Linked DNA regions of Homo sapiens: regions 1 and 3 are each linked to region 2. A link is an interaction called in ENCODE POLR2A ChIA-PET data of the cell type or tissue named here. Cell type or tissue: Caco-2. All regions are shown on one strand. Region 1 overlaps NYX (nyctalopin). Region 2 has its middle 170 kb from the start of CASK. Region 3 overlaps CASK (calcium/calmodulin dependent serine protein kinase).

What was found. ChIA-PET counts read pairs that join two places held together with the same protein. Peaks named below come from ENCODE experiments on the same cell type or tissue, not always from the same donor. Only the 100,000 strongest peaks of a DNase experiment are listed, where the experiment ranks them.
Region 1: POLR2A ChIA-PET joins it to region 2 with 9 read pairs; 2 of 35 experiments call an interaction of 5 or more read pairs at or near these places.
Region 3: POLR2A ChIA-PET joins it to region 2 with 5 read pairs; 2 of 35 experiments call an interaction of 5 or more read pairs at or near these places.

Annotation. Positions count from the first base shown.
Region 1 is chrX:41,474,642-41,477,141 of GRCh38, reverse strand. NYX (nyctalopin) reads right to left here. Exons shown (of 3, transcript NM_001378477.3): 3 at 1,490-2,500. The coding sequence ends at 2,243. Among named protein-coding and RNA genes, the nearest start is that of NYX, 29 kb to the right of the region's middle. RefSeq lists an enhancer at 1,395-1,986. In Caco-2, no CTCF peak of the experiment used is centred here; a DNase peak (open chromatin) is centred at 1,151.
Region 2 is chrX:42,095,460-42,097,959 of GRCh38, reverse strand. No RefSeq gene overlaps it. Among named protein-coding and RNA genes, the nearest start is that of CASK, 170 kb to the right of the region's middle. In Caco-2, no CTCF peak of the experiment used is centred here; a DNase peak (open chromatin) is centred at 1,499.
Region 3 is chrX:41,552,012-41,554,511 of GRCh38, reverse strand. CASK (calcium/calmodulin dependent serine protein kinase) reads left to right here. Exons shown (of 27, transcript NM_001367721.1): 21 at 597-793. Among named protein-coding and RNA genes, the nearest start is that of CASK-AS1, 36 kb to the right of the region's middle. In Caco-2, no CTCF peak of the experiment used is centred here; no DNase peak of the experiment used is centred here.

The sequences.
Region 1 (2,500 bases), 620 kb after region 2:
ACACCTGTCCTCAGCAGTACTTTGTGCGACACTTCCAATACTTAGTATTACACAGAGACACAGGAGTGTCCCCATGAAGAAGTGACTGCTTGGCCGGGCGTGGGGGCTCACGCCTGTAATCCCAGCAGTTTGGGAGGCCGAGGCAGGCGGATCTCCTGAGGTCAGGAGTTCGAGACAAGCCTGATCAACATGGAGAAACCCTGTCTCTACTAAAAATACAAAATTAGCCGGGCGTGGTGGCACGTGCCTGTAATCCCGGCTACTCGGGAGGCTGAGGCAGGAGAATCGCTTGAACCCAGGAGGCGGAGGTTGTGGTGAGCCAAGATCGCGCCACTGCACTCCAACCTGGGCAACAAGAATGAAACTCCGTCTCAAAAAAAAAGAAGTGACAGCTTGGTGCACCCCGAATTCATTTGGGTTTTCTTTTTTTTTTTTTCAAGACAGAGTCTTGCTCTGTTGCCCAGGCTGGAGTGCAGTGGCGCAATCTCGGCTCACCACAACCTCCGCCTCCCAGGTTCAAGCGAGTCTCCTGCCTCAGGCTCCCAAGTAGCTGGGACTACAGGTGCGTGCCACCATGCCTGGCTAATTTTTGTATTTTTAGTAGAGATGGGGTTTCACTTTGTTGGCCAGGCTGGTCTCGAGCTCCTGACCTCGTGATCCACCTGCCTCAGCCTCCCAAAGTGCTGGGATTACAGGTGTGAGCCACCGCGCCTGGCCTTCATGTGGGTTTTCAAAACCCACCTCTTCAAATATAGAGAGGACATTAAAAAGATGACAATTTCCAGAATGTTGACAAATGCAGTCATAGCATGCAGTGCAGAGAACAGCTTGGGTTCTTGTGTAAGTGGTGAGCAGCATATGCACTTTTCTTGACTTGACTGCCTTACAGTCTGTCAGGAATCCCTGCCTGTTGTGACCAGCTTAGGACGGTTCTGCTGCAAACCACAGAGATGGCCACTGCAGACCAGCAGAGCCAGCATTTGCAACTCAGCCTGCAAAGCCTTATTCTTGCAGCATATGCTAAACGAGCTGCTGATCCTGAGGCAGACAGAACAAACACCGTTTGTTCCCACTGCAACCCTGAGAAAAGCTGGGTTTGGTAGGGCCCCTAGGTGGGATTTGGTAGCCCCGCCCTCAGGCACAGCACACCCAGAGCCATGCATGCTTGCTGCAGGCCTGGCTGGCCTTTGCCCTTGCAGTCAAGCCGGGGGGAATATAGTTGGCCAACCCCCAACCTGAGAAATCTCTAAATCCCCTTTCCCAGCTACTGGCTGCCTCCTTCCCTCTTGGCCGTTAGTCAGCCCCGAAGTGTGCAGCCCATAATAATTTCCACACCTAATGGAATCATCCAAGCTGGAGCCTCCCTGCCCCGCTCTCTGTGTCTTCCGGACATTCATCCCACAAAACGCTAAGAAAAAAGGATTGTGTGGCCTCTTGGGAGATTCACAATGAATGTTAGCATATGAAAGACTCTGAAAAGTCCAGCAGTAGAGAAACCGGTTTAACCTTTTTTTTTTTTTAATCCTCGGACTTTACAAATTTATTTGTCCACAAACACACCCCCTGCTGCCCCTTTTTTCCCTACCCTGCCCTAAAGTTCCTTTGTGGCTAGGGCCAGCCCTGGGAATAACTGTGGAGTAAATGAACTGGATCTTTGTTTTAAACGCCTCCTAACACATCTCAGACCCCAGGAACCACCGCCACCCTTTGTCTTAAATCTCTCTCCCATCTCCCTTCTCTCACGTCCTGCCTACCTTCCTGAATCCTAGTGTTTCCAGGCCCCTGGAGAGGAGGAGGAGGATTGTGGTAGAAAACAAAGGACTTCGGTGTAATGGGTTACCCCGCCAGGAGAAATGGGACGGCTCTTAACTACTTAGCCAATGGAAGTCTCTCTAATTCAGGCCTTGCAGGCACTGTTGCCTGGAAGATGAGGGGAAGGGGAGGGGAGGGGAAGGGATGTGAAGCCCTAGAAGCTTCCGATTCCTAGTCTTCCCACCCGAGGGCCCACGTTCATTCTTGCTTCTCTTTTCCAATGGATGCCCGTGTGACAAAAGCAGAAATCCATACCATCCTCCCCCTCGAGTGGCACGTCCCTGTGTTCTCCCTGGGGCCATCTCTGGAGGCAAACGGTTCCTTCCACCCTCCACTGGGATTTTCACCTCTGCCCTCCATTCCGGCTCCTCTCCCCTTACCACAAACACACTCAAGCCCAGTTAAGCAAACTTTCCCCCCTCTGGCCAGGTCAGTCCATCTGCAGGCCAAACACCACGTGCTGGGCCACGCTGGGCAGGAGACAAGAGGCGAGGAGAAACCAGGGCTGCCGGCCCGCGCCTCCCACCCCACGGGAGGAGAGGCTGTCGGACAGGGAGGCGTTGGCCAGCCCCCCAGTGGTGTTGGCCGCCTCCTCCACCGGGACCCTCGGGGCCAGCAGCTTGGAGAGGAGGCTGCTGAACCTGCTCACGGTGGTGGCCGCTGGTTCTGGGGACGGGCCTGGACTGGA
Region 2 (2,500 bases):
TCTTTATGAGTAAGCTGTTAGTCTTCATAGGTGAGTTATTTTAGTTAGTTAACAGTCTTATCTTCTAGGAACTATTATTTCCTAGAGCAAGTAGCTTAAGTTATTTTTGTTTGTTCTCAGTATTTTTTAACATGGGAACAGGAACATATGCCTGGTCTCAGTATTGTTAAACACAGGAACGGAATTTATGTTGATTTCAGCTTTCAACATAAGGAAACCAAGGCAGAGAGGAGTTAAATAACTAGCTCAGAAGTGAGCAGCTGGTAACAGAGCTAAAGTTTAACCTAGAGCCCCTGACTACAAGTCCAGGGCTTGCTCACCACCCGCTACCCCATTACACACACACACACACACCAAACTGCCGGAATTACTTTCTCTTAAAATGAAAAACTTACAATATAATCACATCGCAGAAAATTTGGAATAAAGGATAGCTCAAATCCCATCACCATATCAACTGTATTTCCTTCCAGTTTTTCTTCATAAATAGTGATTTTGTTTTTGTTTTGATTCTGTAGTGTTCATTTACTTTCTCTCTACAATTTTTGTTTCTCCAAAGCTTTCTTGAGCAAAATGTGTGCTTTTTCCTGGCTCCCCTTTGTGCTTCTCCACCATCAAGGAAGAGTCTCTGCTTTTGTTGAAAAAGTTCCAGGCATTTCCAAACAGGCTGGGGACCACTAAGATTCTGCTAGAACTATCTAGTCTGAAAGAGCAGTTTTAACAGGCATAGGCCCCACAAAATTGTTCTTCCCACTGGCTCAGCTTGAGGGGCTCAAGACTCTTCAGGCAACTGACCACTGATACTGAGGCAATGTCATTTGGTTCTCAGTCATACCCACACTTCATAATATAGTTGTCCATCCCTCCATATCCACAGGGGATTGGTTCCAGCACTCCAAGAGAATACCAAAATCTGTGGATGCTCAAGTCTTCTACATAAAATGGTGCAATATTTGCATATAACTTACACACATCCTCCCATATAGTTTGAATTATCTCTAGATTACTTATAACACTTAATACATTATAAATGCTATGTAAATAATTGTTATACTATATTTTATTTGGATTTTTTTTACTGTTGTATTGTTATTGTCAACTGAAGAACCACAAGGTTTATAAATTTGGAAAGGAGAGCTGTATTTCTCATAAAGGGTTGCAGCCTGCAGGCTGGCCATGCCACAGGCTGGGATGCGTAGCTTCCAGTAAAAGCTGAGAGCAAACACTTTGAGGGAGGGAAGGATAAGAAAGGAATTTGTGCTGGATGGGTTGTGTAAGTATACATATTTAATAAGCTGTAGGAGGATTTATGAATATTTATGAAAGAAGCATGCATATATCCAATCGAATTTCATGCCTCTTCATGGGTCACATGTACAAAAAATGGTGTGTTAGCATGATCAGAGGGTGGAGTTCTCAGCCTTCTGATGTCAAAAGGTGAAGCAGAGGACGTGAAAACCCTCACTGTACGTCATTTGTAGACCGGCCGGAACCACTCCATGATCGGTGGCCTCTTATCAGGAAGGAATGCTGGTCAGTTGCTGTGTTGAAACCACAAACGGGAAGGAAAATCTGGTCACTGCCCCAGATACTTGGCTAAGGATGATAAAGGAATGAGTCGTCCATTTCTGATTTTCCACCACTGATTTCTGCTTACTCTTTAGGAAAGAATTTGGGTTAAAAATTAATAAGAAAAAGGCCTATTGAGGCATGTCTTACCTCCTATCCTTTCATGGCCAGGAACTCCACTTTTCAGGTTTCTCTGGGATTCCCCTTAGCCAAGAGGAGGTCTGTTCAGTCAGTTGGGGGTCTTAGGATTTTATTTTTATTTCTCATTATTTTTTTCAAATACTTTTGATCTGCAGTAGGTTGAATCTGCTGATATGGAACCATCAGGTACAGAGGACCTACTGTACTCTTTTTCATTTCTGTGTGCTTTTGCCTTATCTTTCTCCACTCCCTTCTCCCTGCTCTTTGCAGAGGCCTTCCAAACCCTTCCACACATTTTATCTCACTTCTTTGGTGATTCTCAGTCCAGTAATCAGCAAGCCCTTTGCTAAAATTATGATCACATTCCACAATGGGAGCATGTAAATGATAATTTATTCACAATATTCTCATTTTCAGTAAAGGGGTTCCTGAAAGGTTATAAGACAAATCACTATTAACCTAATCATATTGTGAAAGGAAAATAAATCTTGGGGCCCCAAAATCACTATGCTAAAGGGAAAAGTTAAGCTGGGAACTGGGAAAAACCTGTCTCCCATTTTATTATAAATGCATATCTAATTGCCTCCTTTGGAGAGGCTAATCAGAAGCTCAAAAGAATGCAACCATTTGTCTCTTGTCTACCTATGGCCAGGAAGCTCCCTCCCCACTTCGAGTTGTCCCCCGTTTTCTTCGAGTTGTCCCGCCCTTCCAGACCGAACCAATGTTCATCTTACATATGTTGATTGATGTCTCATGTCTCTCTAAAATGTATAAAAAAAAATTGTGCTCT
Region 3 (2,500 bases), 540 kb after region 2:
TAAAACCTAAATTAGAAAAAAATGAAGCTTTTTTTAACTTTTAAAAAATTGTTTGAGTTACACTTAACTTTATCAGCAATGTGTAGACACACTGCCAGTTGTCATATAAGCATTCTACAGCAAGATACCAACCCAGAGTTCTTGCTAATTTTATATCGTGTGCTGCTTTAGGGTTAAAACCTATCCTGACTGCTAGTATTTATGGCTTAAAGGCTGCCACGCAGTCATGACAACGTATCCATAATGCCAGCATCACCAATGCAGGTTTAAAAAAGAGCGAGCATACTTTTCTATAATTAGAGGCCTATTCTGTTACAGTAAAAGCATAAATTAAGTCTTTATTTTTATTAAACAAGTATTTCAAGTGTTCCTTCCAAATAAAAACAGCAAAGTTTTGAAGCTATACTCATCAAAGATTACTAGTACATTGTTTCTAGCGGTAGAAGTTTTTTGTGTCGTATTTCCATGCATCGTTTTTGCTTTCACCATCTGATGTCCTGTTTGTATTGTAACTGTTGGTGTGTGGTTATGACATTAGAGCTAACTTCTCTTTCACATCACTATGGCATCCTTTCTTACGAACTCCTGTTTTATAGATCTATGTAAGAGCACAATTTGAATATGATCCAGCCAAGGATGACCTCATCCCCTGTAAAGAAGCTGGCATTCGATTCAGAGTTGGTGACATCATCCAGATTATTAGTAAGGATGATCATAATTGGTGGCAGGGTAAACTGGAAAACTCCAAAAATGGAACTGCAGGTCTCATTCCTTCTCCTGAACTTCAGGAATGGTATGTTTTTATGCGTGTTTTGCTTTGCTTGGTTATAAAAACAAAGCCCTGACCATCCATTTTCCAATTTTATATTATTTTAGAGTGTAAAACCTGTTTGATATATTCCTTCCTTTACGAGCCAAACAAAATTTAAATTAGTCATCCAAGAATTCTATATCTTCAGTATCTAGTGAGATCCTAGTTGCAGAGTCAGGGCTTCATTTTACACAAAAAGAAAGGAAGGTCTGGAAAGAGATTGGATGAGCAGCCCTGAGCCAAGTCATGGTCTCACAGCAGAGCCCTCCACTCCTATATGCTGTTATAATTGTTTTAGAATGGCATTAAAAAAATGTACGTTCTCCTTGCCCTTCTACATGCTTTCATGCCCATCCCATTCCCACCACCAGCAAAAAATGTAGGTGCAGTGCTTCAGTGTCACTCAGAGTATTTGAAGATAAAATGTATTTCACTGTTAGAAGGAGGTAGTCAGAAGCTTTGTTCTTTACCTTGCCAGTCCTTTAAAAATACCTTTTCTGCTAGAAAGTTTAAGCCCTAAAAGCAGGCTAAAGTTAGGGGTTTTAGGCACTGTTTTTAACTGAGAGAAAAGGAGTCACAGATCACTGTATATTTTGATAAAATCTATTTCTGCTATTATTGTTACCGTTTCCTTAGTTGAACTGTCTTTTGGAAAATATTGATGGTTTTACCTTTGTTGGTACTTGGGCAATATACCAGATTATTTCTAGCACAAAAGAGATAATGTCTGAGTTTTGTTTCATGTGGCAAAAAATAACAGCCATTAAGCATCCTGCCAGTTCCTCCTAAAATACTTGAACCCAGCTAAAAGAGACCAAAGACATTGAGTCCATAGAAATTTCTACCTGCTTTTATCTATTTTTCTCACTAGTTAAGAGATTTCTCAGTTAATCTCTTTTGCTTGATCGCCTCTTTCAGCTATCCCATGTTTCCCCAAAAAATAGTATTAAATTTAGAATGTTGGAGCTGATGAGGACTTCAGATGCCATCATTTTATACATAAGGAAACGTGGGCCCAAATGGAGAAGCAGCAGCCTTCCATCTGGCATTGTCTTTCAGTCTGATCTTCGAGAAACAGTTCAAGCATAAGCAGGAGGAAAGCAATCTTTAAGTCGTTGCCGTGATGATGCCATTATATTCTTACTGATATTTACATTTTACAGAATGTCTTCTTTAATGTTACCATATATTATGGGCATTTATTGAAAATAATTGTGTAGATTCCAGACCTCTTCTGCCTAGTCAGATCATCTATATAAATGTTTCACCAATTTCTAGAACTCTGAGTCCTCTGGAGGAATCCTGAGTGATGGCAGTGCAAAAAGCAGATTTGCTTCCTATTTCCTGTAATGGTGGATGAGATTATTTGGATAAATCCTCCTGATGAAAAAAAATGAAAAGTGCCGCAGAAAATATGTTTTTCAAATGACCTTGAAAGCACTGAATAGCTGAAAAGGTATCAGGGGCCAGGCATGGTGGCTCACACCTGTAATCCTAGCACTCTGGGACGCCGAGGTGGGCAGATCACTTGAGGTCAGGAGTTCGAAGCTAGCCTGACCAACATGGTAAAACCCTGTCTCTACTTGAAATAAAAAAAAAAAAAAAAATTAGCCAGGTGTGATGGCAGGCACCTATAATCCCAGCTACTTGGGAGGCTGAGGCAGGAGAATTGCTTGAGCCCGAGAAGTG